3 separate regions of the Homo sapiens genome follow, and regions 1 and 3 are each linked to region 2. Evidence: chromatin loops called from intact Hi-C (ENCODE). Cell type or tissue: PC-3. All regions are shown on one strand. Each heading gives the region's core, and the rest is flanking DNA. Links, peaks and the distances in the headings are about the cores only. Region 1 has its middle 190 kb from the start of LINC00459. Region 2 has its middle 200 kb from the start of LINC00376. Region 3 has its middle 64 kb from the start of LINC00459.

The links. Hi-C counts contacts between places; a loop is a spot of excess contacts. Peaks named below come from ENCODE experiments on the same cell type or tissue, not always from the same donor. Only the 100,000 strongest peaks of a DNase experiment are listed, where the experiment ranks them.
Region 1: a loop joins it to region 2, with 3 times the contacts of the local background. A loop is called at or near these places in 2 of 110 quality-filtered maps.
Region 3: it touches region 2 in a loop (6-fold over the local background); 3 of 110 quality-filtered maps call a loop at or near these places.

The regions. Positions count from the first base shown.
Region 1 is chr13:62,507,379-62,518,282 of GRCh38, forward strand. No RefSeq gene overlaps it. Among named protein-coding and RNA genes, the nearest start is that of LINC00459, 190 kb to the left of the region's middle. RefSeq lists enhancers at 3,760-3,819, 5,163-5,302, 5,403-5,472, 5,405-5,944. In PC-3, for the core only: a CTCF peak has its summit at 4,975 (motif pointing right); no DNase peak of the experiment used is centred there.
Region 2 is chr13:63,119,965-63,130,868 of GRCh38, forward strand. No RefSeq gene overlaps it. Among named protein-coding and RNA genes, the nearest start is that of LINC00376, 200 kb to the right of the region's middle. In PC-3, for the core only: a CTCF peak has its summit at 5,102 (motif pointing right); no DNase peak of the experiment used is centred there.
Region 3 is chr13:62,381,918-62,392,821 of GRCh38, forward strand. No RefSeq gene overlaps it. Among named protein-coding and RNA genes, the nearest start is that of LINC00459, 64 kb to the left of the region's middle. In PC-3, for the core only: a CTCF peak has its summit at 5,920; no DNase peak of the experiment used is centred there.

The DNA.
Region 1 (10,904 bases), core at 1,885-6,884, 610 kb before region 2:
GTAACAAATATTCTTTATCCAATTCACCTTTGATGGGCACCTGGATTAATTCAATATTTTGCTATTGTGAATAGTGTTGCTATGAACATATGGTTGCATGTGTCCTTTTGGTAAAATGATTTATTTTTCTTCCCCTGTAAGGGGATTGTTGGGTCAAATGGTAGCTCACCTCTCAGTTATTTTAAAAATCTTCAAACTCTGCCCCACAGTGGCTGGATTAATTTACGTTTCCACCAACAGTGTGTAAGAGCCCTCTTTTCTCCTTTAATGAAAGCCATTATGACTGGTATAAGATCCTATCTCATTGTGGTTTTTATTTGCATTTCTCTGAAGCTTAGGGATGATAAGTATTTTTTTCATGTTCACGGGCTGCTTGTAAGTCTTCTTTTGAGAAGTGCCAGTTCATGTCCTTTGCCCACTTTTTAATGGGGTTATTTGCTTTTTGCTTGTTGATTAAAATGCCTTATAGATTTTGGATATTAGACCTTTGTTGGATGCATCATTTGTGAATATTTCCTCCCATTCTGCAGATTGTCTGTTTACTCCATTGATAGTATCTATTACTGTACAGAAGCTTTTAGTTAAGTCGGTCCCACTTGTCAATATTTGTTTTTGTTTCAGTTGCTTTTGAGGATGTAGCCATAAATTCTTTCAAGGTCAAAATTGATAAGGGTATTTCATAGGTTTTATTTGTAGGATTTTTACAGTTTGAGGTCTTAAATTTAAATCTTTAATCCTACTTGAGTTAATTTTTTTGTATATGGTGAAAGGTAGGGGTCCAGTTTTATTCTTCTCCATATGTATAGCCAGTTACCCTAGCACTATTTATTGAATAGGGAGTCTTCCCCATTGCTTATTTTTGTTGAACTTGTCAAATATGGGATAGTTGTAGGTGTGTGGCTTTATTTCTGGGTTCTCTAGCCTGTTCAATTGGTCTGTGTATCTGTTTTTATACTAGTATCATGATGTTTTGGTTCCTGTAGCCTTGTAGTATAGCTTGAAGTTGGGTAATGTGATGCCTCTGGCTTTGTTCTTTTTGCTTAGGATTGCTTTGGCTATTCGGGATTTTTTTTTTTTTTTTTGGTTCCATATGCATTTTAGAAGAGTCTTTTTCCTAAATCTGTGAAGAATGTCATTGATAGTTTGATAGGAATAGCATTGAATCTGTAAATTGCTTTGGCAGTATGATTTTTCCATTTATTTTTGTCATCTCTGATTTGTTTCAGCAGTGTTTTTGTAGGTTTTGTTTTGTTTTGTTTTGTTTTTATCGAGATCTTTCTACAAGAAAGAAGATGTTTTCCTAGGTGTTTTATTTTTTGGTCGCTATTGTAAATGAGATTGTGTTCTTGATTTGGTTCTTGGCTAAAACAGTATTGGTGTCTAGAAATGCTACTGATTGTTGTACATTAATTTTGTATACTGAAACTCTACTGAAGTTTATCAGTTCCAGGAGCCTTTCGGCAGAGTCTTAAGAGTTTTCTATGTATAGAATCATATCATCAGCAAAGAGATATACTTTGAGGAATTCCTTTCCTATTTGGAAGCTTTTTATTTTTTTCTCTTGCTTGATTGCTCTGGCTAGGACTTCCTACTGCTAGGTTAAATAAGAGTGGTGACAGTGGACATCCTTATCCTCTTCCAGTTCTCAAGGAAAATGCTTCTAACTTTTGCCGGTTTAATATGATGTTGGCTCTGGGTTTGTCACAGATGGCTCCTATTATTTTGAGGAATATTCCTTTGATGGCTAGCTTGTTGAGGGATTTTATTGTGAAAGAATATTGAATTTTATCAAAAGCTATTTTAGTATCTTCAGATTATCATGTAATTTTTGTTTTTAATTCTGTGTGGTGAATCAAATTTATTGTTTTGTTGAATCAAACTTAAATCTCAGGAATGAAGCCTACTCGACTGTGGTGAATTAACTTTTTGATGTGCTGCTGGATTCAATTTGCTAGTATTATGTTGAGGATTTTTGCATCTATGTTCATCAGCGTAATTGGTCTATGATTTTGTTGTTACTGTTGTTGTTGTATCTTTGTCAGGTTTTGATATCAGGGTGATGCTGGCTTCATAGAATGAAATAGAGGAGAAACGCTCTTCCTCAATTTTTTGGAATAGTTTCAGTAGGATTTGTAACAATGCTTTATTTTCTGTTCTGATATCATTTAGTTATGAATCTACCTGGGCCAGGGCTTTTTTTTGGTTGGTAGGTTTTTTTTATTATTGATTAAGTTTCGGAACTCATGACTGGTCTGTTCAGGTTTTCGTTTTTTTTTTCCTATTTCAGTCTTAGAAGGTTGTGTGTTTCCAGGAATTTACCCATTTCCTGTAGGTATTCTGGTTTGTGTGTATAGTGGTATTCATAATAGTCTCTGAGGATCTTTTGTATTTCTGTGGGATCACTTGTAATGTCTATCTTTGTCATTTCTGATTGTGCTTACTTGTAAATTCTCTCTTTTTATTTTTTTGTTCTTTGTTAATCTAGTAAGCAGTTTATCATTTTTTTAATTCTTTCCAAAAGTTAACTTTTGGTTTCATTGATTTTCTGCATGGATTGTTATGTCTCAATTTTGTTCAGTTCTTCTCTGATTTTAGTTATTTCTTTTCTTCCACTAGCTTTGAAATTGATTTGTTCTCTTTTTCATTACTTCCTGTAAGTGTGATGTTAGACTGTTCATTTGAGATTTTTCTAACTTCTTGATGTAGGCATTTTGCATATAAGCTTTTCTCTTTACATTGGTTTAGCTGCATCTCAAACATTTTGGTATGTTGTGTCTGTATTTTCACTAATTTCAAGGAATATTTTGATTTCAGCCTTAACTTCACTGTTCACCCAAGAGTCATTCAGGGGCCAAATATTTAATTTTCATGTAATTGTTTGGATTTGTGAGATGGTTTTGGTATTAATTTCTATTTTTATTGCACCTTAATCCACTAGTGTCTTTAGTATGATTTCTGTTTTTTCGAATTAATTGAGACTTGCTTTATGGCAGAGCATGTGGTTAGTCATACAGCACAATCTGTGTATAGATGAGAAGAATGTATATTCTGTGGTTGTTGAGTGGAGTATTCTGTAGGTGTCTATTGGATCTATTTGGTCAAGTGTTGAGTTTAGGTCCAGAATTTCTTTGTGAGATTTCTGTCTCAAAGACCTGTTTAATGATTTCAGTAATGTGTTGAAGTCTCCCACTATTATTGTGTAGCTATCTAAGTCTTCTTGTAGCTCAAAAATAACTTGTTTTATAAATCTGGGTGCTCCAGTGTTTAGTACATATATATTTATGATAGCTAAGTCTTCTTGTTGAATTGAACTCTGTATTATTATGTAATGTAATGCTAATTCCTTGTCCTCAATTGTTATTGGTTTGAAGTCTGTTTTATCTGATGTAAGAGTAGTTACCCTTGCTGTTTTTGGTCTTCAGTTTGTATGATTGATTTCTTTCCATTCCTTTAATTTGAGTCTGTGGGTGCCATTACATATGAGATAGGTCTCTTTAAAGCAGTACACAGTTGGGTCCTGTCTCTTTATACAATTTGCTACTTTATGCCTTTAAGCAGAACATTTAGATTGTTTACATTCAAAGTTAGTATTGATATATGAGATTCTGACTTGTTATCATGTTGTTAGCTGGTTGTTTGTAGATCTGATGACTTGATTGAGTATTTACTTTGAGTGTCTGTGTGCTGAGTGCTTAACTGTGTTTTGGTGGCAGTTGATATTGTGCTTTCATTTTCATGTTTACCACTCCCTTAAGTACGTCTTGTGAGGTTAGTCTAGTGGTAACAAATTCCCTTAGCATTTGTTTGTGAGAAAAGGATCCTATGTCTCCTTTGCTTATGAAGTTTAGTTTGGCAGGATATGAAATTCTTGGTTGTGATTTCTTTTCTTTAATGATGCTGAAAGTAGGGCCCCAGTCTCTTCCAACTTCTCAGGTTTTTGCTTAGAAGTTCACTGCTAAGTTGATGGGGTTCACTTTATAAAAGGGGCCCGACCCTTCTGTCAAGCTGCTTTTAAGATTTTTTCTTTCTTGTTGACCTTGGTGAACCTGATGATTCCATGCCTTGGGAATGTTCATCTTTTACAGTATCCTGCAGGGGTTCTCTGTATTCCTAAAATTTGCATGTCAATCTCCCTAGCAAGACTGGGGAGATTTTCAAGGACTCTATCTGCAAACATATTTTACAACTTGCTTGTTCTCTTTCTCTCTCATGAATGCCATTGAGTCATAGGTTTGGTCTCTTTAAATAATTCCATATTTCTTAGAGGTTTTGCTCATTTTTAAAAATTATTCATTTATTTATTTTTTGTCTCACTTGCTTTGGAGACCTGGTCATTAAGCTTGGAGATTCTTTCCTCAACTTGGTTTACTCTGCTATTCATGCTCCCAACAGTATTAAGGAATTCTTGCAGTTAACTTTTAAATTCTGATACTCAGTTTAGTTCTTTCTTAAAAAAGGCTATTTCATCTTTCAATTCCTGTAGTGTTTTATTGGATTCTTTTCCTGGAGCATTTTATTGAATTCCTTGGATTGGGTTTCAACTTTCTTCTGAATCTTGGTGAGCTTCCTCGCTATCCAGATCCTGAATTCTATGTTTATCATTTCAGTCATTTTAATATGGTTAAGAACCACTGCTGGAGGGCTGTTTCACTCTTTTGGAGGTAAGGGAATACTCTCGCTTTTTGAATTTTCAGAGTTCTTTCACTGATTCTTTCTCATCAAGAGGGCTAGTGTTCCTCTTTTTGATTAGCTGTCATTTGGATGGGGCTTTTGGTTTTATATTATTTATTTCTCTTGAGGGTTTAACTGTAATATAGGTTGAGTGTACTCAGCTGGCTTCATTTCTGGGTGCTTTCAGAGGGCCAAGGCTCTGTATGGAACGTGTATTTGTTGTGAGATTGTAGCCCTAGATTTCACAGGCAATGTATATTTTGGGAATAGTCTTTGGGTTGTGAGATTTAGGCTGCCATCCAGTAGGTGGCACTGAAGAGTAATGGCCAGCAGATAGGCTTACTTAGCCACGTGTCTTTTCTGTATTTCAGTGCGTTTGCAGCACTCTCTGTGGCTGGCCGGGGGTGGTGGGTTGTGGAGAGACATGACCCCCTCTCCTCTCCAGGTCCACTCCTGGGCCTTAAGGAAGCCTCTTGTGATTACTGGTGCTTTACATGTGTTTCTTTTGTTAGATGTTCTGGGCTACGGGGCTCCCTTGGGCAAAACCTGCAGTTGGCAGAAAAGCTAGCTACATCCTTCCCAGACCAGCCCTGTGAGGGGAGGCATGTTCTGCTACTCTGCCAGCCCACAAACCACACATCTTTCATCCCTTTTCAGTGTTCTGAGACTGAGGTCTCCCCTGTCCGCTCAAGCACCAGCCACAGATCGCAGCTTGACACTCCCAAGCTGTGTGCTGCAATCTTGAGGCACTGGGACTGAGCCCATGGCTCTGTATTCTGCCACCCTGAAGTTGGGCACTGGTTGTGCTGGGGGATCCAAAGTGCTTCCAGGCCTCTGGGAAAACACTCAGGTGGGGCCACTGGTAAAACTTCCAGGCTGGGCAGCAGAGGCTGTGCTGTGCACATGCTCCTGCAGGAGCAGCCAGGCAGGGGCCTCTGGAAGGGCTGGCAGGTAGGGAGGCTATTGTAAGTAATCTAGAGTTGATTTAAAGTATATGGGAAGATATGCATAGCTTATAGGCAGATATTACACCATTTCATATAAAGGACTTCAAAATAAGCAGATTTGGGTATTTGTGGGATGTCTTGGAACTAATCCAATGATGCTGAGGAGTGAATGTAACTATAAATGAGAAGTTCTGTAAGGATACGACTGGGGTCCAATGAACATCAGGAATAGAAACAATCTTCTTTGACCATGTGTTTAAATATTTTCTCTATGAAGCAAGGATATTTAAGCTGAAACTGAAGGTCCAGGATAAAGCCAGTTTCCCAGTAGTGAAAAGAAGAGTGGGGTCCTAGGAAAATAAGCATGTATTAAGCACCTGAGTTAGTCAGGGGCTTGGAGTTTTTGAAAATGTGAATAAATGTTCAATCTGCCTACATTGGGTTTAAGAAGGACAAGGAAAAAGACATAAGAGAAAGGGAGAGAGGAGAGTGAGTTTTAATCAGGAAAGTCTCTTGATCTGATTTATATTATAAAAATATGACTGTGGCTGCAGTATAGAAATTGGATAAGGGGGAGGCAAGACTGGGAGTGACAATACTCATTAGATTATCTGCAAAGGGCATATATAAAACCTCCTACATAGCTATCAAAAAATGGTAGCTTAAAAAGTATTATATGTGTAATTAGAAATTCAGCATCACTATAACTTAGCTAATAGGCTTATAGGTCTTTGACCAAAAGGTCATATTATCTATTATCTTGTCACCTGCTACTAGAATCTTGAGCCCCTATAGAAAACTTCATAAAACTCTGATATTGGCTGTATTAAAATTTACTGTAATTCACATTTAGTTTTTTTCAATTTCCTGTCCCAATTTATTTATTCATGCCTAGAAAATTCCTTATCTCATTCTTCATAGGCATTCTTTTTACAGTTAGTTTGATTGAATCTTTCTACGATGTATTTGTAGATCTAAACAACACATTGTACCTCATAAAGATATACAAATATTTGTCAATTGCAAATAAATTAATATAAATAAATTATACCCCATAAAGATATACAAATATTTGTCAATTGCAAATAAATTAATATAAATAAATAAATTGGTACTATGTTTTAAAATAAACTTATTCTTTCTTCTTTCTTTCATAGATTATTTTCTTATTTCTTCCTAAGTATAAAGTATATCATTTTTTCTGGGAACTAGTATCTCTTCTTAATCTACAATTTTTTCTGTTAGGCTAAACCGTACAAAAGTGCCATTCTTGAAGGACAGGAAGAGTTGAATATCAATTTCATTTGGCTCAACTTAATATATTTAATGTAGTCTTTTTTTTTTTTTTTTTTGACAGAGCCTCGCTCTGGCGCCAGGCTGGAGTGCAGTGGAGCGATCTCAGCTCACTGCAACCTCCACCTCCCAGGTTCAAGCGATTCTCCTGCCTCAGCCTCCCGAATACTAGGCATGTGCCACCATGCCCAGCTAATTTTTGTATTTTCAGTAGAGATGGGGTTTCATCATGTTGGCCAGGATGGTCTCTTTCTCTTGACCTTGTGATCTACCTGCTTCGGCCTCCCAAAGTGCTGGGATTACAGGCATGAGCCACAACACCTGGCCTAGTCTTTTTTTTTAAAGACTTTTTTTTTTTTTTAAGAGCAGTTATAGGTTTGTTTATTGAATGACTATTTTTGTGTTTTAGCAGTAATTGTAGTGTTTCCTCTCCTTCTCTTTCTATTCTCTCTTTTTTTGGGGGTAATTTTAGCTCAAATAAAGAGGAGGATCTTCCTATATTAAATAATTTTTCCACTGAAACAAGACAACATGTCACTCATGGTGTATTATTCTGTTTAAGATAATGACTTTTATATTTCCCTTCTCCCTTTTGCTACTGAAGTTTTAGAAAATGTAGCCTATATTTTGCCCCAATTCCTCTATTTCTTGCAAACAAATTGTTTTTTGCCATTTTGCTTTCATAAATTTTATTAGTAATAGCCTATATTGCAAAATACAAACATATCACATTAGTTCTACTTTATTTTAATATTATGCTGAGACCTGTTTTTTTAGGGGATGGGAAAGGGAAGTTTCCAATGCAGACTGTCTGGGTTTGAATTCAAACAATAAAGTATTGTTATTAAAAGTTATTACAATTAAATAGATTGCAAGTTATTTAGGTTGTGGTATCCTCCTTTGCAAATTTGGGTTTATAACAGTAAACATTTCATTGAGTTTTGAAGATTAAATAATTTAATAAATTTAAATACTCCAGAGCAATGTTTGCTACTTCCTCAATTATACCAAGGTGTATTGTAATTTCTCAATAAGTGTTAAATATTTTCACTATTGATGACATATTTTTCCTTTTTGTGGCACTACTCCCTGTCAGCTCTCCATTTCAGAGGGGTTAATTTTCATAGGGACCATAGTATCCTTGTCATTTGCAAGTGATTTGCCAGTCTGGAAAATGTTTTCATGTTTTTTCCTGTATAATAAAGCTTTTTGAAAGTAGAATCTTCATCTGTATCTGTTGACCACTGTGTAAATTATATTCATTACTGTGCCTGACAAATGGTGAGTACCCAGTGAATATTATTAGATTCATAAATGAATGAATGAACACCTTTCAAAATTTATAGTCCAGAAACCTATGGTGGACTCTCAAATAAAAACTTAGAAATGGTTTAAGAGGATAACATGACCATTAATTTACATTAAAAGACATGTGAAACACAGATGGTAAGGATCTAATGTTTAACTACCTTCTTTCCTTTCCAGGTAATGGAAGTTCCCATGTTCAAAGTCTAAATTACCACATGGTTTTATTTCCTCTTCTTTTATTATTTTTAAACATTTGGTTGCATAAAAACTATTTAAAAACACTTTACAGTTAATTTAGCACATACGCCATGCTAATTGTATGATACTTGGGATTTAACAAATGTATAAAATACATTCCTATTTTCAGAATATCCTAGTTTTTGCTATTTATTATGGGAGGTACTTTTGTCAAATTAAAACAATTATAGTACCAACAGTAATAGTAACCAAACAAAATATTGTATTACCACTTGCTACTACCTACATATCAGGGGAGGTGATAATTAATGTCTGGTTTATTCACAGACTTACTCTCTCCCTCAGCTCATTTTGATCAGAGTAATGAATGAAGTAGAGACACAGGAAAGTGAGTAAGTCAAAACTAATTTACATAGGAAAGAAAGTTCAGGCACTGTATAAGAAAGGTATAATAGAAAATCCTGTATCCTGGAAGGTGCAGATTGGGGGCAATGAATAGAAGGTAGGTGGTTGGTGTAGAAAATGAAAAAAGGTAATGTAAATTTAGAGAGTTTGAGAAAGTTCTGAAATAGAGAACTGAGAGATTTAAGGCAGTCTCTGTAATACATAGGTATGAAATACACAGATGTAGGAGGAATGGTGGAAGAAGAGAGATATTGACAAAAATGGGCTTAAAAATATTTTGTTTATCATGTAAATGGCATCCCCTTTTTGTGTTTCTGAGAGTCTTTGCTAAAGCTAAATGGTTTTGCAATTACATTATTGAACTGGGATATTTATAAATTTAATTCTATGCCAAGGTCAACTTCAAAGCAAGAGCAACGTGGACTTTGCTTATGTGTTATGTACTATTTATGGAAATAATAGTTTAAGAAACAAATAGTACCTGGCTCAAGAGTTACAACATTTGGAGTAGGATATATACAGACAGACTTGACAAAATAAATGCAATAAAAAATAAAACTCTTTAGAAATATTGTTAATTTCCTGCAATTAAAGATGATATTTTTCTTCTCTTACATATAAATGAAGTGAAAGGTATCCAAGCTAAGTGACTACTTTAGCAATATTATATGAAAAGCATAAGGCAAAGGATCTGAAACTTGAGAAAACTTAAAAATAATAACTAGATAAATATAAATTATTATTATTGCTTCCATAGGGGTTTAGATTTAAGCAGCTGATTTTTAAATTAAATGATTTCTTATTCATTATAACATTTTCAATGATAAAATGGATTTGAATTTAGAATAGAATGGTAGTACTTTACAAATTATACTATTAATCATTGCATGCATTAGAGTAATATCATCTTCTAAATCTGTTAAAATAACTTTAAGTATCAAGAACATGATACACATTGTTCTCTTAGATCATTTTTTGTAGTCACCACCACCATTAATTTCCATCTCAAAATAATCAGGTGATGGTTTTCTCTCCTTTTCAATTTTTTGATGGGATCACACACTGTCATCTTCCTTCTCATTATAAAACTACAATGGCAATCTTGAAATTTCCACTGATAATTGCTAGTATATGGATAACTATCACTTTAAGTTTGCATAGAAACCATACTTTTCAAGCCTGTATCACAAAGTAACTCTAAATTCTGTACCCTCTGATTGACAGTGGGTCTGTGTCTTTCACAGAGTTTTAGTACAAGAGGCAAAGCAAAAGAAAAAATCATTAGCAGTTGTTCACAGGCATACTCTGTGTTTGAATTTGGTAGTGAGCAAGAAGATAAGCTTATCTTATGGAGTATTTTTCTTAATGGTCCCCTAATGTCACTGGAAATAGCAAAGCAGCAGAGTGGGAAAAAAAAATGTGCCTTCAAAACGAACTTAAGAGAGTCTGACTTTATCAGAGAAACTTCCTTTCTATCATTCAGCTATATTTTTCACTTTGAAATTGTTTTTCTTTTGCCTTTCCATGTACAAATTATTAGTATATGTGAGCAGTAAGGAAAGTATAGACTCAACCAAACACCAAAACTTTCATTGAAAGCCAACATAAATAAGAGTTGAATATAACTTTCTGTCACAATCTCATTCTTTTTTTTGTTAAAGTTGTTCTGAGCTGTAGCCAAACCGGGCTAAATTGACCTTAATTATCTGCTCTCTATGACTGCCAACTTCCTACCTTTTAACCTCCTACCTCCTATCTTGAATCAAAATTCTATGGCTGCTAGAAAGCCCAGCTCAATTCTGTCACCTTTTTCATAAAGATTTTTCTCCATAGGTGAAATGCCATGGTACTTCAACTTTACAATTTACAAACTATAGTGATTATACTGCTCCCTAGGGACAAAAGTGAGACAAGGGAATAATGTAAAAGGATGACACGTATTTTATATGCAAAAAAATTGTTTGGGTCTATTAAATAATATGGCACTAATGGGGAGTTTCTGGATCATTATGCGAACCAGATTTTTTAAAATATTAAAGTATGGCCAGGCATGGTGGCTCACGTCTGTGGTCCCAGCACTTT
Region 2 (10,904 bases), core at 2,770-7,769:
GTGTTGTTTAAAATTTAAAAAAGCAGGAAGTGAAATTGAATTTTATCAAATATTCTGAGCAATCATCAAAATAATTATATATTTAATATGCTAATGTAATGGATTATATTGCAATGTTTTTTAAAATTGAATCTTACTTGGATTACTCAGCAAAATTTTATTTGAGATTTTTATTGTTTTTCTCTAAGTGCCTGGAATTTCTCCTTATTCACATTGTATTTGCCAGAATTTAGTATGGCAGTTTACTTTTATATTTTAAAACTAATTGCAATTTTAAGTCTTTTCCTTGCCCTTGAAAAAAACAGATAATATCTATATGGTTCTTCCTAATTGTTGGAAAAAAAAGCAGCAGTTCACTTCTGAAACTGCACTCACCCATTTAGCTTTGTGTTTATTTGTTTCCTTTGCTTAATTGTCTAACTTTCTTTCATCAATATTTCATGTGCAAATTACCATTTCTTATTGATTAAAATTTGGCTGTTTTTACTTTTTTAACATATGTTCAATTTCATTAAAGTTATCAAATGTATTAGCTGAGGATATTCACAGAATTTGACTTTTTGTCAATCTTCATTTTATTTTATTCTATTTCTAATTAATTATGCTATAAAGTGGTTGTTTTCCCCTTTCTTTTGTCAGCATCCTTGTTAATATCAAATGCGGGAGAAAGAAAGAAAAAAAATCTTAAAGGTATTCATGTTTTGTACTTTTAAAATATTTTTTTTTCATAATTTCATTTTTATGTTATACTTTTTTCTAGTTTATTAAGGGATATCCTAAATCAATATATTAATGGTAAATTATCAAATAATATAATTTTTTGTGTTCAAGCTTGCTGCATCAGAAACCCTTCCACAACTTTTCTCTCAAATTTTGAATTATTATATTTACATTTTTATTTCTTTATTAGAGAGTAAGTTCAAGTTTTTCCCAACACTTTATAGGAATCAAATACTCTTTGATTTTCAACATAAAATTTTTAGTCAATGAATACATAGAAAAGTCAAATGGCTTTTTTATTCTCTAAGATCCCAGAGCCAATAGCATGAATGATAGTGAAGACAGAGGCAGCCTCAATAAAGATATATCTCTATGTGAGTGTTTTCTTTTGAGGCGATTGCCTATAACTTTTATGGCTGTAAGCTGCTTTTTAAAATAATATAGCTAGATTTACAAGCAAGATATTGTAGTGCCAATAGCCTTTTTGACAAATGACACTGGTACAACTGGATATCCCTATGCAAAAGAATAAATTTGAAACCTACCTCATGCCATCGGTGACTTAAATATACAAGCTGAAACTATGAAACTTTTAGAATACAAAATAATTATAAATCTTTGTGATCTTTGATTAAGAAATAGTTTTTCAGATATGGCTCCAAAGCACAAGTAACAAAAGAAAAAAGATAAATTGGATTCAAAATTAAAACCCTTCTGTGTTTCAAAGGACACTATCAAAAAAGTGTGAAGATGATCCACATAATGGGTCAAATCATATCTGACAAGCTTCTAGTATCCAGAATATATAATATTATCTTACAACTCAATCATAAAAACAAATTGCAGAATTTTTTAGGTTAGGCAAAATATTTGAATAGACATATTGGCACGGATGATATACCCAATAACATTGAAAGCATCTGAAAATATAGTTCATATTAACATTTGTATATGGCTCTTCATAGCAGCATTATTCCTAATAGCTAATATTAGCCAAGGGCTGAGAGAAGGGAGAATGGAGAACAAATGCTAATAGGTAAAACACTTCTTTTCGGTGTGAAAATATTCTAAAATAGACAATGGTGATGGTTGCACAATCTGTGAATAAACCAAAAGTTCTAAAAATGCTGAAATTCACTAAAATGTGTACTTTAAAGGGTAAATTTCTTTTCTTTTCTTTTTTTCTTTTTTTTTTTTTTTTTTTTTTTTTTTTTTTTTTTTTTTTTTTTGAGATGGAGTCTCGCTTTGTCACCCAGGCTGGATTGTAGTGGCGCGATCATGGCTCACTACAACCTCCACCTCCCAAGTTCAAGTGATTCTCCTGCCTCAGCCTCCCGAGTAGCTGGGACTACAGGAGTGTGCCACCACGCCCGGCTAATTTTTTGTACTTTTTAGTAGAGACAGGGTTTCACCGTGTTAGCCAGGATGGTCTTGACCTCCTGACTTCTTGATCCGCCCATCTCGGCCCCCCAAAGTCCTGGGATTACAGGCGTGATTATATATGAATTTAAAATGTGGGAAAATATATAATAGTGTGTGTGTGTGCACGCGTGCGCGCGCACACGCATGCACATGTATGTGTATGACTGTTAAAACATCTGCAGCCTAGAAATCTGATAACTAACATTTGGAATCACTTTACCTGCAGATGTTTGTTGAAGTTGTGGAAACTGAGATTTCAAAGTGACGTATAAAGAAAATATGTAGAGATTCTAGGTACAGACTTTGGAAAACATCCACACTTAATAGGGAAAAGAAGGAAAAAAGAAGCAAGAAAACTTTCTGTGAGAAACCCTACATGACGTTTCACCATAGACACATATGTGTGTAACCCTCACTGAGCACTAGTCAGTATGAAAGGTGCCCTTCTTTGTAATCCAAATGGTCATCTCTAGCTCCTCAATGTGACCTTCTAAACAGTACATATTTGGGTTAATCATTTATTCATCTTATGATTCTCTTAATTTGTCAAAATAAATCTGCAGTCCATTTTCTATGTGTGTTCTAAGTAGTGTTCTATGCACTAAAAATCCAGGATACGAAGAAAAAAAATCTCTCCCTTTCATGGAGGTTACATAGCAGTGAGGGTGGCAAGCCATATATTAAGTGTATATAAAAACATCTACAGTGTTTCAGATGGTCATAAATGTTATGAAGAAAAATAAAGAAGCGAAATGGATAAGGATACTGGGGTCATGATGGGAGACTAAGGTTTTCATTCACTTTTGAATTTACCTTCAAAAAAAGAGTGTAATTTTAAATACAGAAGTCAAAGGAGGTCTAACTGGAGTGATACATTTGAGTAAAGACCTGAAGGTCATCATGGTGCAAGACCAATGAGTTTCTTGGGGAAAGACTTTTTTTTTCAGGCACAGGAACAGAGAGGTATAAATGCCTTGAGGCAGAAACATGCATCTAACAAATTACAACTTGGAATAAAAACACATTCTACTTTGTGTAATCTAATGTCAATATGCTCAATTAATTAATCTTCAAAGTACTATGTTATCATACTTTATTTGTACTTGGGTGAATCTATGGTTTGTGGTTCATGTATCATCAGATAATAGCTTTTTCAGGGGCAGTTTTCAGATTACCAAATGAAAGTATACATGGATTCTGTGTGTTGTATACTGCTGTATACTCACATATTCAATTTCTCTAAGACTTAATGATTATTGAAAGTCTAGGTACTTTTCGTAGGTTCTCTCACAAGTTTAATTTTTTTCTCCCTCCGGAGGAGTAATAGGTATTTGTGATATGAGCCTTGCTGCATAATCCTTACTTACAACAATGGTTTTAAGATTTTGGGGCATTCTTTGTCATCAATAAGATTACACAATATGATTTAAAAATGAATTTCATTTATACATTTAGATTGAAATATAAGCAATTGATAATATATGAATTAAGCATATTGGATTAGTATTTTTATTAGTCTGAACAACATATTACCTGTCTTTGTTTGCATTCTTCATGACTTAATGTAATTCAATATAACATTATCAAGAATGTAAGGATAATGCTCTTTTCACAAATTATTTCTCCTCTAGTGTTCAGTAATAGCCACACTAACTTTTCACAGTGGTGACAGCTATGTAAGGAAGTGGGAAACTTATCCATAGCAAACTGCAAAGGTAAAAATAGTAATTTGCTGCCACTGAATGGTTTTTAAGTCATTTTCTTTTGTATGTAAAATTAATTAAACAAGCAAGATTGAAAGTTGACACACTGTGGATTTTATTTCTTTTGCCTAATATAGCATATTATTTCCATCTAAAAATAATACTCTGTTGTAATTTCCTTTTATTTTCTCCTTTTAAAATATCTGAAAGTTTAGTTAACTATATCTGGCATTAAGTGATTTTCCCCCAGCAATACGTTTTGTATACAGATCAGATACTTTCATATATTATATAAAACTCAATTTGTCATAACTAAACCAGAAATATTTTTCTATAATAAAAATGCTATGTACAGTTTGAATTTTTGCAGACATTAAAAAGAATAAAAATGAAGCTACTTGTAAGACATAAATGGCTTGCATAAGAAACTTGAAGGTGCTATTGATGCAGAGAAAGAAAAATAATTTTCTATGGCAGGTGTTCCACCGATATTTGCATTGGTTAAACATAATTTATTCATATATCATTCTTTCATCATACTTCATGATAATAAACACAATTAGGATAGAATGCCATAAACAATTATACATTTTAAAGGAAACTGAATTTAGTGCTTTGTATTATGGCAGCAACATTTCATCTGCTTAAATATTGTTTTGTAAAAAGTACAAGGCTTTTGCTAATAAAAGCCCTAATGATTAGTTGTTGAAATCACTGAAGATTGTCGAGGTTGTGGTAGATATCCTAAAAATGTTTTGTTAGCTCATATGAAAGATGAATGCGTCTATAAGAACTATCGTGTTACCTTCTAAATTTATATGGTTTTGTTTCTGATGCTTTATAAATATCCTTAGGACTATTAAAGTTCCAGCCACTGAATAAATGGTATTTAATAGCGGTGTGGAGAAAAACATATGCTTAATTAGTAGAAAAATAAGCAAAAAAGTTTACTATTAGGAGATAATAACTCAGTTAGTTCTGTATTGCTTGGACAGCTCTTCAAAAATAAGAAAATAACTTATTTTACCAGAAAACAAAATGCTGTAGAAATCCAAAATTTATTTTTTTGAGTTATTAACATAGTGGGTTATTCCCATAGTGAGTAAGTACATTTAGTTGGATAGCATTGAATATCTACTTTTACTCAAAGGTTTTCCAAGTAAACTTTTAAAAAGCCTTTATGTAAATCATTTAATATCATTTTAGTAATGCTAATAATTTTACTTTTAAACTTGCTTTACATTGCCACTAGGTGGAACCAGTAAGCCTTATTATTTCTACTAATACATTTTTGTCCTATATGTATATACTGATAAACTCTTCAACTAAAAATTCTAGAAATCTTTCAATACTCAAATCCCTGAACTCTGTGATAGGCGTCAAAGATTAATTATTAATCTAACAATACTGAGAGCAAATACTAGAGCAAAAACAAACAACAAATATCACCAACACAAAAAAATTGAGTAATTTAAAGATATCAAGAAAGAATATGCAGTTTTTGAACAATGAAGAGAAAAAATAAATCAAAATTAGAAACTGTACTGACATATTTATTTATCAATATTAAATTATGTCTGGGTAGAAATATGTTAAATGTACCAAAATAGGTATATACCAATTTTTGAGTTACTAATATTTATTGGGAATCATTAAATCTTAGATCAAACATATTTTGAATGTTTCCATATAAACATTATTGCTGGTGACCAACATAATCAGCTAGTTTATAATTTCCATTTGTGTTGGCACTTTATTTCTCATATTAATCTTTTTATCTGGACCTTTATAAAAGACTAAATGAAGAAGGGATCAGCAAATAGAGAATGCATGGTGGTCACATAAAAAACTTTCTCTGCCTTCATTTAGAGACTTAATTTTTTTCAATACATCTAACCCCCAGAATTAGAAAACACTAGTTGATAGTATGTTCTATAAAAGAAAGAAACAAGTAAGAGAAGTGACAGCATAGTTAGAAAGTAGCATTCTTGAATGTTTCTATAACTTCAGCTTGGAAGGTCTGGAAATTGAGGCTTAAAAAGTTTGGTAGTTTTCACCAAAACAACTACCTTTTAGAGCTGGTTTCTTACATAAGATACCATGGTCTTAATCCCTATGCAAAAGAAAAGCATGACTGGAATGTAGCATATAAGGGACAAGTGAAAAGCAATGAACCATAAAATAAAAACTTAGATCATTAAAGGCCTTGAATGGCATGTAAAATTTTTTCCGGTATTGATGATAATTGTAACCACTGTAATTGATAAGGTAATGTGGGGAATATGAAGACTAAGAATAGAAGAAAGAAAAGGGCAAATAACAAAAAAGCAGCATCTATATTAATTTGCTAAAGCTGCCTTAACAGAGGACCACAAACTGGGTATCTTAAAACAACAGAAAATTGCGTCTTACATGCCTGGAAACTGTAAGTTTCAAATCAGGGTTGGCAGGACCATAGTCCTATCGAGACTTTGAATAGATCCTTCCTTATGTTTTCCTACCTTTTGGTGGTGGCCAGAAATCCTTGCCATTTTCCTTTCCTTGCAATATTGATAGTGGCAGGAGGCAGACGAATGCCTAGGCAGATAGGGGTGGGTCCTTGGTGAAACCCACCTCCAAGCCGAAGACAGTTTAAAGCCTGAAAGCCAAGCTACAGATCTGTGGACTGGATTGAAAACCTGTCTTTTCATTTGGTGTGCTTTCCTCTGATTGATCTCCACCCTTCACTTATTTTACATATACCTACCCTTTCCTATTTGGTTTTCTACACTGCCATGCCCACTTTTGAGTGGTGCCTTTGCTTTAGCCTTTCTTTGCATATTCACAAACCAATCAGCACACATTCCCCAATTCTGAGCCCATAAAAGCACTACCCCCACATCCTCTCTCCAGTGAGAGCTGTTCCATTGCTCAGTAAAATTATTCTCTGCTTTCCTCACTCTTAGATTTTCAGCATATTCTCATTCTTCTTGGAGGTGGGGAGGGCAGCTGCCTCATGTGACAGAAAGGGCGGTGTGATCCGAGCCAGTCCCAGGGCCACAGGCCGAGGCAGGGCAAGGGCATTGCCAGCCAGGTGTCTCCAGCTGGCAAAAGTAACAGAGAAATATCCTGCATCAACATAACCTTCTTCCCATTGTCTTACCTCTGTGTTTGTCTGTGTCTGTGTCTAAATCACCCCCCTTTTATTAGGGCGCTTGTCTTATTTGATTGGGACCCATTCTAACAACCTCAAGTTGATTAATTGCAAAGATCTTATTTTAAAATAAATTATGTTCACAGTTTCTAGGTGTTAAGAATTCTACATATTTTGGGGGAGATATAATTCAAATTATAAAACCATTGTCATTGTGCTTCTACAACAAAATACCTGAGACTGGGTAATTTATAAGGAGTAGAAATTTATTTTCTCACAGTTCTGTACATTGGGAAGACCAAGATCAAGGCACCAGGCTGTTCAGTGTCTGGTAAAAGCCTGTTCCTTATAGACGACAATGTCTAGATGTCCTCACATGGTGGAAATGATAAAAGTACAAAAAGGAGAAAGATGTTATGTCCTCTCATGGTGAAAGAGTGAGCAGAAGGGACAAAGAAAGAGAGAGACAGCTCCCAGGAATTTCCATTATAAATGCTAATCCCATTCATGAAGTCTCTGTACTCATGACTTAATCACCTTCTAAAGGTTCCCACCTGTTTCACATTGATGATTAAGTTTAAACGTATGAGTTTTGGAGAACATATTCAGATCACAGAAACCATCTTTAAACAAAGTACTCAGGAAATATTACGTATATATCTAATGGAAGAGTCTACTAAAAATGCAGATTTGATCAAGTTGGTTAATGGTTAATGCCAGATTTTTAAGTAAGAGTAGGACTGAAGAAATTCTGTTAAACCTAGCAGCAAATAACGTTGGTAATGTTAGCAAAAGTTGTTTTAAGAAACATAGTAGATCTAGTAGAACAAATTTTAGTGAGATGATTATGAATTATTAAAATATGGATATTTTATCAGGAATCTTAATTTTGAAAGGAAGATAATATTGTTTTTGCTTAAGATGGGAAAGTCATGTGCAAATTTAAACTGTTACAGGAAAACAAAACAAGTAAAGATGGAATGTATATGTATATGCTATATTTAAAGGGGGAAAAACAACTTACTGAGGATGGTGAGGTGGCATTAAGAAATTTGAATGAAACAGAATTGGATTGATTGGTCTTTCATAGAGTCTTTAAAGAACATGAGAATAATGTTGGCTCATTCCAGTGTTTTGAAGCTATGGTGAACTTCAGTAAAATATCTAATAATTTTTTAGAAATAAATGGTGAAATCAACTTTGAATATAATTTGATTTTGGTAAGAACATGATTGACGAAAATTTTGAAGGTTTGAATTATCACTATGCAGAATGAATGAGATAGCTGAGTAAAAATATAAACATCCAGCAGTAGGTGCCCATTTATTTACAAAGATTGCAGTTGTACACAGTAACCCAAGTACGGAAAGGGAAAGTCACAAAATTAGAATGATGGAGCTTTGGGCTGAAGTGTAGTTATGTAGCTGGTAAGCTTAATGTAGGATGGAAACTCTGTGGTGACAGGTATAAATAAGAAGTGAAAATAGAAGGAAAAAACACGTACTCTCTAATTTAATAATATTAGCCCATTTTACCCTCCGAACATTTCAAAAATTACCTTGAACATATATATGATTTTAATATTTTTTATATAAAAAATGTAGATCTATCCATGTGAACTTTTGATTTTGTCTTAAAGTACCCAAATAATTGAATCAATTATTGACTTACAGATTTAGGTCCGCAAAAATTTATTTAATTTTGAGTTAAATAAAGAAAATAAACAAATTGAGGTTCAGGACTTGTACCTATATTAAACATATTGATAAATATAGAAAATGTGTCTTTCTTTATAAAATGTTAACATATCAGGAAAATATCCAAAAAATTATTGAATAACTCTGTTTCAATCAGTATTTACAGTCACATGGCCACATACAGATATGTATCATTTTTCTAGGACTCTCAGAGTATGTAAAATATACATCATAGTCATAATAGCAAATGGGTCCCGTGGGCAAAAACCAAAAATGTTAATGGGCTCTTGATGTAGAATATTGTTGATGAGTCACTGTGTCTCCATTTAAGCTGAGAGGGTTTCTTTGTTGTTGTTCATTTCTTTTTAATGAAAATGTCAGCAAGCTAGAAGTTCTTAGCTCACAAAAGCTTTTCGCTGAAGGTGAAACTACAAATATCCCAGTTAAATTTGTAATTATGTTTAAGTGTCCAGAGACAAGAACACATGTAGAATAAGGGGCAAACTCATCATTATTGCTTGTGACCTACCCTCACAATAAATACTTGTAGAATTAATTGTGAAATCAAGATATCATTCTCACACCAGGTTGTTCACAGGTCAAGGAAAAAATACAGAGCAGTTGGCTGTAAATGATGAAAAAAATAAAAATTAAATAAATGGAAATGTAAGAAAGAGATAGCTAAATAGGTTTCATTAACTTCAAATAGCAGGAAAGCTGAAGGTGGCTGGGTGTGGTGGCTTATGCCTGCAGTCCCATCACTTTGGGAGGCTGAGGCAGGAGGATCACTTGAGGCCAGGAGTTCGAGAACAGCCTGGCCAACACTGCGAAAACCTGTTTCTACTAAAAATACAAAAATAAGCTGGGCGTGATGGTGGGCACCTGTAATCCCTGATACTCAGGGGGCTGAGGCAGGAGAATCGCTTGAACCCAGGAGGCAGAGGTTGCAGTGAGACAAGATTGTACCACTGCACTCCAGCCTGGGCTGCAGAGCAAGACTCTGTCTCAAAAACATAAATTAATTAATTAAAATAAAAAAGAAAAGAAAAGAAAGAAAGAAAAGCTAAAGCTAATGTTTTTTGGTATGGTGTTTTTCAGAACCAGACACAAAATTTAAAACACATGACCTTTCCACAAGGTAGTATTTCAGTAAGGTGTGCAGAACTCAAAGGAAAATAAAATTTATCTTTTAAAAATACTCAGTTCATGAAATATAAATCCTCCTAGGTTAAATCAATTCATTTTAAAGTATATTCTATAAAACTGTTGGAAATATACAGTTAAGGCAGAGTTACTTCTCTTTGTAGCAGTTATGACTCCTAGTTTAGTAAATTACAAGAAATATAACATAACCCAGATGAAATAAAAAGAGTTATTACAACCTACTTTGAAGCTGTAGAAGTATGGCTGGCTATAATCACAAATGGGACTAGGGTCTGAGTCAATGTTTCTTTGGTTCTCTTGATGAATGGTAACAAAAGGCTGAGGAGTTCTGGGTCTCATTTCTGTAGGCCACTCTACCCTAAACAGATAGAGGCTACTCTTTACAACACAAATCTTATTCTTTGTTCTGATTGAATCATTCTGGGCCTGTCACTATGGTAATGGCTGCTGCAATCACTCCAGTTTTCCTAAACAAGAATAGTTCTCACTCCTAGAGGTAGGGGTAAATTTCATTTCACTTTGGCTCTATTGTGTCCCAAAATAGTAACAAGAGGCAAATTGTTGTGGGGCTATGAGACCAGAGATGAGAAATATTGTGAAGTTTTTATTGACTATTCAAAGAAGTGGGGAGTTGGCAGTGGTGTATCCAGAAGTGTGGAGAGGGGAAGATCTACCTGAGGAGCAGGTTTAAAAAAAGTACATTGACTAGAATTTTGAAACAAAACAAAACAAAAAATAAAGTCAAGTAAAAGTTGCTCTACTCCTTATTATAACCATGTGCTCACAATTCTAAACAATGTCTCTGATAAATTACCCACCCCTAAAACTTCTTCTTTGGTTTATCTAAATTTTATTTTAATATATGTATAATTTCTTTGCAATAAAATGCATATATTCAGGTGTACCGCATGATTAATTTCGACATATACTTTGACATATACACCTACATAATCACTAACTCTCTCATCAACCTATGGACTATTTCCATCAACTCTGAGAGTACTCTTGGACTTCTTTTCTGCTAATTCCCTACCAAACTCCCAGAAACAAATACAGATAGGAGTC
Region 3 (10,904 bases), core at 3,923-8,922, 740 kb before region 2:
GACTGTCAATATCAAACCTCAAGTATGTCTTTTTCACTAAGAAAATATTAGAGGTCATTTGTTTTGTGGACTCTGTGTATCACTGAGAGATATATTTTACTGCCTTCCAAGTTCTTCCTTAAAGAAAAGGGACTTAAGTACAACTTAGAGATTCTCACAATAACCTGGCACTCTGTCAGCCTATAAACCAACCATCAACCACCTTGAGGCACAGAAATGGACTTAAACTAAACCCAGTCAGGAGGCACTTATGTTGACATATCTTTGTCCATAGACTGGAATAACAATTTGGAGAATAAATAAATGGAATATAGGCTTAGTTTCTATACCCCAGTGGGAAGAATTTTAGATAAATTCAGACCTTTCCTTATAAAAAGTTCTGCTCCGTATGCCTTTTTGGAAACTTTAGTGGTCTTGAGGTGTTTTCCACTGAAGAAGTGAAATGGTGCTGAGAATAGTATTGGTTAGTTGAAATTAACCCCTGCGTTTGATCCAACTGAGAATCTGAAAGACATAAGAATTTTAGGTTTTCAATACTTCAGCGTAAAGTATCAGAATCATAGTAACTCTGACTTACTTTGAATTATTTATCATAAACTCTTACTGATCAGGATTTGATCAGATTAATCCCTTAAGCACTTACAAAGTCCAAAAGCTTTCCTACCTCAATTATACCACTTAATATTAAGGTGTAGTCAACTAGGACATTAATTTTTTCAAATTGTAATTTTTAAAATTTAGGAGCAATCAGAGCAAAGAGAATATTACCCAGTGGCAATACTAAAGATTTCTATCCTAATTTTTTAAGTCTCTGAGTTACAACAAAAGTGAAAGAGGTTTTACCATCTAATATTAACACAGCTACAAATTAATGTATTGGTCAAAATGAAATTGACACTAGGCATTTTCTAAATTACGACATTTAACAAATACTGTTTTCAGATTTAAAGTCATCTTTTCACCTTAAGAATTATAGTTTTTCTGATAAATCAGTCAATGACTGAGATATTGATATTTTAAATTCCTATTTAAAAGGTAGTTGGATTGTTCTCTGAAACTGGGCCTTACTTTCAAAGGGGTATTCAAAAATTCTCTCTCTCCCATGATGGTTTTAGGAAGTTCTAAGCCTTATCTATTAAACATTGTTGTCTATTGCACCATAGTTTCTATCTCTGAATATTTTTAAAGCCATACATCTTAGGTTAATGACTTACTCTAGTTCACTTCCTAGGAGACTAGAAAAAGAGTTTTATTTTGTTTGATATATAAGAAGGAAACCCAACTTTTTGGAGTCCTTTTTGTAGCTTCAAAGTCTTTCTGCAGATACTATTTTCTTTAGTTTTTGGTATGAGACTTTAAAAATAAATACTTTTTATACAAGACATCATTGTGGATATTAAGAAATCAAAGGCATGAATTCTGTTATCAAGAGGGAGTGTACAATGTACACACAAAGAAACCCTAGAAATACAACTTACTGGCCGGGCGAGGTGGCTCATGCCTGTAATCCCAGCACTTTGGGAGGCCAAGGCAGGCGGATCACAAAGTCAGGAGTTCGAGACAGCCTGGCCAACATGGTGAAACGGCATCTCTACCAAAAATACAAAAAGTTAGCTGAGTGTGGTGGTGCGTGCCTGTAATCCCAGCTACTCGAGAGGCTGAGGCAGGAGAATTGTTTGAACTCAGGAGGCAGAGGTTGCAGTGAGCCGAGATCGGAACATTGCACTCCAGCCTGGGCGACAGAGCAAGACTCAGTCTCAGGGGGGAAAAAAAACAAAGAAAGAAAGAAATACAATTTACTATTCTAGGCACTTAGAAAGCACTTTATATTTTTGTAAATGTAAAATGTAAGTGTTTTCTAAACACTTAGGAAACATTTTACATAATACAACTTCAGAAAGATAAGCATGGCAACTTCAGAATAATTGAAATATTTTGAAGTTCACTTCATTTATTCTGTCACTGGAAGAAGTCAGTTACACTGTAAGAAGTGTTGTTACCTAATAAGTTATTATATTATCACCATTATTTAATAGGTGAGATATTCTAAAACTCCCCAGTAGAGTACAAAAGTATAGTTAGATAGAATGAATAAAATCTAGAATTTGATTGCACAAGCCCAGAGTGGGGCTCACACCTATAATCCCAGCACTTTGGAAGGCCAAGGTGGGAGGATTACTTGAGCCTATGAGTTTGAGACCAGCCTGGGCAATATGGTGAGACCTTGTCTCTACAAAAAATAAACACAAATAGCTGGGCATAGTGGTGGATGCCTATAGCCCCAACTACTTGGGAGACTGAGGTGGGAGGATTGCTTGAGCTCGGAAGTAGATGCTGCAGTGAATTGAGATCACATCAATGCACTCCAGCCTTGGCAACAGAGTGAGACCCTGTCTCAAACAAACAGCAAAAAAAGATAGCACAAAAGGGTGATTACAGTCAACAACAATTTATTTTACATTTAAAAAATACTGGAAGAATATAACTGGAATGTTTGTAACACAAAACAAATGATAAATGCTTGAGGTGATGGACACCCCATTTACCCTGATGTGCTTACTACACATTGTATGTATATATCAACATATCTCACGTGCCCCATAAATATATACGTGTATATACTCATAAAATTTTGAAAGAAAGAAATATTTGTAAATTATGTTTTCATCAACTGTATCTAATGAACACAATTAAAAAACAAACTCCCTAAGCCTATGAACCCCAATGAACCCCAATCCTCCTACAAATGTAAGTCTGCCTTCAAAGTGTTACTGAATCATTATGAAAGATTTATTCCCAGTATATATCCCAAAGTAAATTCAATGTCTATTGACTCGTATGTTTCCTCTTGTTGTTACTAATCTTAAGACTCAACACTGTCGTCTAATATGTGGCTCAAGCTGCAAACCTGACAGATAAATCCTGGGCTTCATTTTTTTCTTCCCTCCAGTCTCATAAAATCAGTCACATTATCATGTTTCCACTTCTTGGCCACTTCATCTCCATGCTCACTGTCATTTTTTATTCAGCTCTTCATGATTTTTCATCATAATTATGAAACGGTATGTAACATGTCTTTCTGATTCTGAGCATGCCCTTGTCTAATCTACTTCCAAAAGTGTTTTCTGAGAACAGGCATTTCATTATGTTATTCCCAGAGTTTGATAGTTTTTGAGGCTTTCAGGAACACATAGCTTTCAGGAAAGAGTTCATTCGACAAGTATTTGTTGGTACTTGCTATATTTTGTAAAATATATTTAGTAAAATAGAAAATCCATGCATATACATACCTGTGATAAAGAAGTAAGTAGATGTATCTCATAGTAAAAAGTCAGGAATTCCAAAAATTTAAAGAAAAGAGAAATTACTTTCTGCAAGAATTATTGTTATGCAGGAAAATCAATCTGGTTTCAGCATTGAAAATATATGAAAAATAAGTTCATTCTGGAGAAAAATGTAGCAAGAATAAAGTTTTTTGAAAAAGACATTTTGTGTTATTTATAAACAGTTCCTCAACCTTGGTTCACATTTTGAGGTTTTGGGTTCTTAAGTAGGTTTTTATAGTTAATTGCATGGTTAGGTGGGAGCCATGACAGATTTTGAACATTAAATGGTCATTGTCAGGGCTATGCTTAAAGAAATAATTTATACTTATTAACAGTACCAAGAGTGTTGAGAACTCTCAAAGGTCATTTAGAATAGTTATGACATATGACATACTTCATATGTCTCATAGTTATACAACACATGAAAATCTGGTGGTGAGAAACTAAATAGAGGAAGGGAATACATAGTGTATAAATCTTCTGAAGATGGGGCTGGCCCTGGTGGTTCACACCTGTAATCCCAGCACTTTGGGAGGCCGAGGTGGCCAGATCACTTGAGGCCAGGAGTTCGAGACCAGCCTGGCCAACATGGTGAAACCAGCCTGGCCAACATGGTGAAACCAGGTCTCCACTAAAAATACAAAAATTAGCTGGGCATGATGGCGTATGCCTGTAATCCCAGCAACTTGAAAGCCTGAGGCATGAGAATTGCTTGAACCTAGAAGCAGAGGTTGTGGTGATCCAGGATCACGCCACTGCACTCCAGCCTGGGCAACAGAGTGAAACTATCTCAAAAAAAAGAAAAAAATTCTGAAGATGTTTGTGAAAAAGAAGAATAGTGAAGATGTGTACTTGAGGACTGAGACAGAAGTCAACTTGCATTCATAATAACAGGATGTTATATTTATAAAATAAATATTGTATTAATCATGTTTCTACTACCCACATTGTGGTGTCACTGCAAAAAAAGTATTACTTTCATCCCTTACTAGAGGAAACAGAAGTTGGGAGAAATTAAGTAATTTTTCCCAGGGTCGTGTAGAAGATAAAGGGGTAAAATATGAGTTTTAATTAATATATTTCCAATACAAATTTAGTGTTTTATTCATAAAAAGGTATGCAGAGATACATATTAGAAAATGTAGAGTCTAAACATAACCAAGGCTCATTGCCTTTCCCAACAAAGCAAATCTTACTATCTAGTATCAATTATGAGACGATGTAATGAAGATTCAAAGTACTATAAGTAAATAGAAATGACAAGTGGAATCAACTTTAACTGGTTTGACTACACAGGCAGAATACTATATGGAGGAATGGGTTTCCCCTGGCAATTAGAGAACAGTTGATTTAAGACATAGGAAACAGTAATACAAAGGAAGGTGAGAAAAGGGAAATGTGAAAACATGTCCAGGGAAAGTGAGCATGCCTTATGATGAAAGCATACATATTTACAGACTAATGAAATACAGAGAAAAACTAAGCAGTACTTGCTTAGTTTACACTCTTTAGTGGCACGATAGTTACAATTTCATTATATTGTAATTATGAAGACTTTCAATATTTTTGTATTAGTGTTTGGCATGATCAGAAATGTGGATCAACATGGTGATTGTGTATAGGCAGTAGAAATTGATTATTGGGGGTATTCTTGTGAGTGTATTTGAGTGTGAAAGATTTAGGACTTTACTGTATTTATTTCCTAGGAAACAAGGATGGGTTTAAAAACACAGACTATAGAGGTTATACTTAGAACAGCGAATACACATACATGTTGCCTTAGGTGATAGTTGGAAATTAGAAGATAGCAGGTGAAAATAGAGACTGAGTAAATGACAGATGTTGGGATGGTAGACATTAGAGGTCTTCAAACTTCTAATTTCCAATAAAACGTTTTCTGAAAACAGTGATCATAAGGAAACACTGTAAGGAAGTATAAATATTTAATTGAAGGTTACCCAGCTATAATAACCATAGAATACTGCTAATTCTGCTGTTTGAAGTACCACTAATGCTTACTTCTATGCCACCATTCAGCAAATGCTTTTCAAGTTGGTCTCCTAAGCAGATAGCATGCTACTCCATATCTCCTCCTTCTAAACTACTCTCTTCCATTACAGCAACATTTTTTCTAGGCCATAAAGGCTTACTCCTAGTTATACTTTTCATCCTTCTCTAGCATTTGCTTCTCTAGACTTAAGAACATTAGTCTTAATTCTGCGCGTCATGTAAATTTCTATATAATTTTTCACATATCATTAGTGAAAGTCTAGGTCTTAAAATACCTTTGCCATTGTCCATATTTCCTCCAAGTGTCAAATTAGCATTTTGAGACAAGGACTAAACTTCTGAAATCAAAGTATATATTAGGGGTAAAATAAATACATGATTTAAAAAAATATTCTATGAAATATGGAATATTTTTGGAGGAAGTACTGAGAATATTGTAAAAATGTCATCAAGCTTGTGATGTATTAGGTTTTGTTTTTTTCAAATTAGGTGGGATTATAAATCTAATATGAAAGTGTGAAATACAAATCTAAAATGTGTACAAAAGTTGGTGGTGTTTCTTAAAACTTAATTTGCCTTAGGATGGCAGTATTGTTCTTCCTAAGATTTAGGAAAGTTTTAGAAAAGGCTTCATGAGGAAAGCATCGGCTTTCTAAACATTTTCTCACTCTCACATCGACACAAAAACCCATGCTTATCAAAGAATTGGGTGGATGTAATATACATACAGATTAAACTAAAACTCTATACAAACAGTGATAATGGGTAAAAACACAAGCGGTACAAATCTGATTGACATGTTAGTTAATTAAAAGAAACAAGGAAAAAAGGTTTGGGATCACAGAGGGGATTACACAGTGACAAGTCTTCCAAATTATTTTGTTTCAGTGAGGAAAAAAAAATCAATAAGTAAAATTAAAAACAAACAAGCAAACAAACAAAATCCTCCAGGAAGATATTGCGTGTTAATAAATTGAGTAAAAGCCCCAGCTTATAAAGAAAATATTTCAGGCAGAAGCAAGATTATGATATTAAAAACAGGATGTAAAATTGTGCAAAAGGGTAAAGATTCTTGATTATCAGTCACTGGGGAGTACTTTCCACATAAGTTTCATTAACATTCAGCATGGTTGACCTATGTTTGGTCAAAATCCTTACAAATCTTTACAGCCTGATTAATTTGAAATGGAAAATATAGCAACCTTTATGTTCCTCAGTTTCTGAGTTATTCAACAGAACCTAAAAGCATTTTCAACATGCAAGTCAAAGTCCTAAACACCATAGGGGCTAAATATGATGATGACCTTACGGTCTCACCATAGGTCACATTCATAAAATAATTAAAGCAGGTAAAAAAAAAAATGTTAAGAGAGTCATACAAAAAAAGTGTTTTCAGGACTACATGCCAGGTTAATAGAGTTATACATTGTGTATAATGTATTGCATCAGTATAATTGTTTATTTTATCAAGCAATTGTAATCTTATCTGCAGCCTAAGTCACCAGAATATCTTGTGGTCTGTATTAGCACTTTCGTATTTTATTGCCTTATGAATCAAATGTAATTTCCTCAGCTTAATGCTGTTTGTCCTACAAATCTCAGACCTTTCCACTTCACTCACCTGCCTTTTTAATTAAGCATAGACAAAAACCAAAATATATAGCTTGCATTTTAACAAAAAATTATAAGCCCCAAATACATTTATCTATCATATTCATTTAAGGACATTTTCTTCTTAAGATTTACTTTTATGTAATTTTTAAATCAGATTGTATAGCATTGCTAAAATATAATTTACAAAATAATCCCTTGTGCCTTGGGACAATTATCCAGGCACCAAATTATCATGATTAATGTACATACTCACTTAACATAAAAAAGCAACAGTATGCGGAACAAATGAATATAATCTTAACAAGGAAAGAAAATTAACCAAATAATTATAATCATTAATTCAAATACAAGAAGCCAAACTTGAGGTAATAAAAATTACATTGAGATCCAAATTAAAATAATTTATTTTTTGTTTAAAATTTGATAAAATGGGGACACATTCACAGAATATGAGAGTTTACCTAGAAATTAGATTTTTTTTGGTCAAAATTTCAACTTGTATAACTTTTATGTACTCTCTGAGAATTTGTTTTGGTATCTCCAGCCACAGTGATTACACTGCTTTGACAGGGAATGGGTTCCCACATCATAGGCTGCCTCTAATTCTAAGCATGTTTGCTTTAATTTCAAATTATGAAATGATTCAGTGAAATTTTTATACCTGTCTTTGTGCTCAGCTCCTCAGAGGTTTTTGAATGCAAACCCATTATGGCTGACAATGACTGCCTGTGTCTTTTCTCATGTCATCCACAACATAAGATATTTTTCATTTTGTTTTGTTCTGGGAACATTTCATGTTTCCCTTCCATGAATGATAGCATAATTCCATAGTTTTCCATTCTCTTAAAAATGTTATTGAAACTTGGAAATAAGTCCAAAGGTGGGTGATGTATCCCATTTTTCATTATCATATCAGGGCAAAGACCCACATATGTATTTTCAACAGAAAGGTAATTAGTTTATCTTGTTGTTTTCTACTAAATGTCTCAGAGTTAGTTATGTCACTTGTTAACTGTTGTTTTCAGCCTGACAAAGATGCATATAATGTTTGTCCAGTTGAACCAATAATACTGATGCTTTATGGTATGTGGGACATTATCCAGTTTGAAATCTGACCCAGCAATTTTAGTCCTGAGTTCTCTCATTGAATAATGTGTTAAAATCTTTAGCATATGTTCATTTTATATTTGTCTAGGAATAATGATTTTACCATTTTGAAAATTATGTGTTGTCATTTTATGTACCTGTCTCTATAACCAACTTGGCAACTGTCCTTTCCTGGTTGCATCAGTGTTCTATAGTTTATAGCAGGTTGTTTTGAATCAATTGATGGGAGACATCAGTTTCCAATGCAATTACAAATAGAAAATGTACTCTTGTTCATAGAACACAATTTGTTGAACACTATCAAACTTTCTGATATCCATAAAAAGCTTGATGTACTACTTTTTATTGCTGCATTACTATTTATTCAATGGCCAATAACATATGAATTACACAGGGTCATAAATGTTCTTAAATTATAATTTGAGGGCAGTTTATATTATCCTATTTCCAATAAAATATATTGATGTATTTTATAAAGCATAATCCTATACTTGGAAGATAATATAAATACATACCTTAGCAAACAATCATTTGCCATCATATGTTTTACCAATTATGTCAGATCCAAATTAATTAACATAACTTTTCAGAGACCTCCAACATCAATGTAAATCTCATCCTGTTTTGCCTTTTTTAAATGAATGCATTCCTTGTTCATTTGATAATTGCATATTTGAAACCTCTTATCTACATGGAAATACCATCAGCACTAGTACTTTATACAGTTACATAGCAACATTTTCCTAATTTATATAAACTTAGTTCCCTAAAGCATTTCTGAGAGATAATGTTAAAACTTAATTGAAAGTCAAAATTAAGTGAACTCTACTTACAAAACAAATATAGAATTTGGTTACTGATATGCATCAGTTTGCTGATGATTTCATAATTCAAGAAGAATTAATCTATCAAATGTGCAGCAAATCAAATATACTAAAAAAGTTTGTGGGTGTGTGTGTGTGTGTGCATGTGTGTGTGTCTTGGCTGCAGTACCACACAACTGAGTTCCAAAAAACTATAGTCATGGCATTTGCTGTTATATAGAACATACTTTGAATGTTGCTGAAATATAGATTATCATCATGACTGGCTCAACACTATGTTATTTCCCCATCCACATGTCTATACTGCCTTATAGGCCAAGTCGTTTTTCTTCATTTTCAAACTATATTTCTACATTTATTAATGATAATATTTTGTCCTTCTTTATTCTATATAAATATTATCACTGCTTTATTAGTTCTATTGTCATATCCATAATCCTGTAATATTTAACCTAATACTAATAATATATATGATAATTTATGATAACCTATGTCCAATGATACAATTTCTTAAATACATATACATTGAGTGCTAAAATAAACTGGTGTTCTCCATTGATTTATTCAGTGCTGTTTCCCTTTAATTGGGAATAAAATTATTGCTGTTAAATATCAGTATGAAAGTTGTACAGAAGTCATTATTGAGTCATTTGTGTTTTCTCCAAATTTCTCTCCATTGTCACAAATTTATATTACATCAGGACTATTAAAGAAAAGTCCTATTACCAAGTGCCTTTATTCTGGTAACACTTGAAACAAAAAACAAAAAATGTTGCTTATTTTTCTTTTTTCCCCAGATATATATTTTTTGTATCAGGCATTCATCAAACATGATGAAGAACATTATGAAAATAAAGAACATCACATTTGGTCAAGGAGCACTTATTGGTACAATGCAGATAAAGTGATGAGAGAGACAAGTGCCCTTCATTCATGGAGCAAAAAGTTTAACAATAAACATTAAATAGCTTACTATAAGTGTGATGCAATTTATGAATGAGAGGTGACAGATAATTACGGAGGTTTACGGTAAAAAGAATTCACCCACTCTTGGGGTCTCATGACACTTAAATTTAAACTTTAGGGTATATGTTTTCACTACTGTTTTAATGCACTAAAGGACTAGACATTCTTTCTAGTCCTTCCAGAGATGCCAGAAATGTATTCTTTCTAGTCTATTCCAGATATACTGGAAACAAATAATTTACCTTATATGTTTCATCAGAACCCCAATGAAACATATAACTTGAAATTTGTTTTAGTTGTAGTTTTGAAAAACCCATTTTTAATTGGAGATCTCTTGAATTTAAATCAGTTTATAATGTATAGTACTGTATAGAAGTGCACCTGGAGAAGAATTCCACTATTTTGCCAATAAAATTAGTTTATCATACTTGAATTTTTGTTTTTTAATGTTTGGCAAAATTTCTTCATGGTCTTGTATTTTTCTATGAAGAAGTACACAACATCTTTTTTACTCCATTTTTGCAGCTATTTACAAACGTTGATTAACAACATTATTTCATTGGGATTGAAATATAATATTATAATTCTATCATTTCTTCATTTATATTTAGAACAGTTTTTATAAAAAGAGAATCAGACCACAAATATTTAAACACACTGATAGAAAGTTCATCAAAATTCATGAAAGAAAGCCAGGATATATACTTAAGACTTTTTCTTTCAAGTCTTTCAAATTATTCTGTTACCCAGTTAACCATTTAATAAAAACAATCACTGTATTAAAGTATTGTAGTTACTATTCTAACCAATACTCAAATTATCTTACCTTTGGATATTAGGAGTCTCTCAAAGTTGATAGAGGCCAAGTTTTTAAACTCCATTATTGGCCAGTTTTTATCATATTTGTTTGTTTGTTTGTTTTGTTTTTTCAGACAGAGTCTCACTCTGTTGCCCAGGCTGGAGTGCAGTGGTACGATCTCAGCTCACTGCAACATCTGCCTCCCAGGTCCAAATTATTCTCCTGCCTCAGCCTCCTGAGTAGCTGGAATTACAGGAG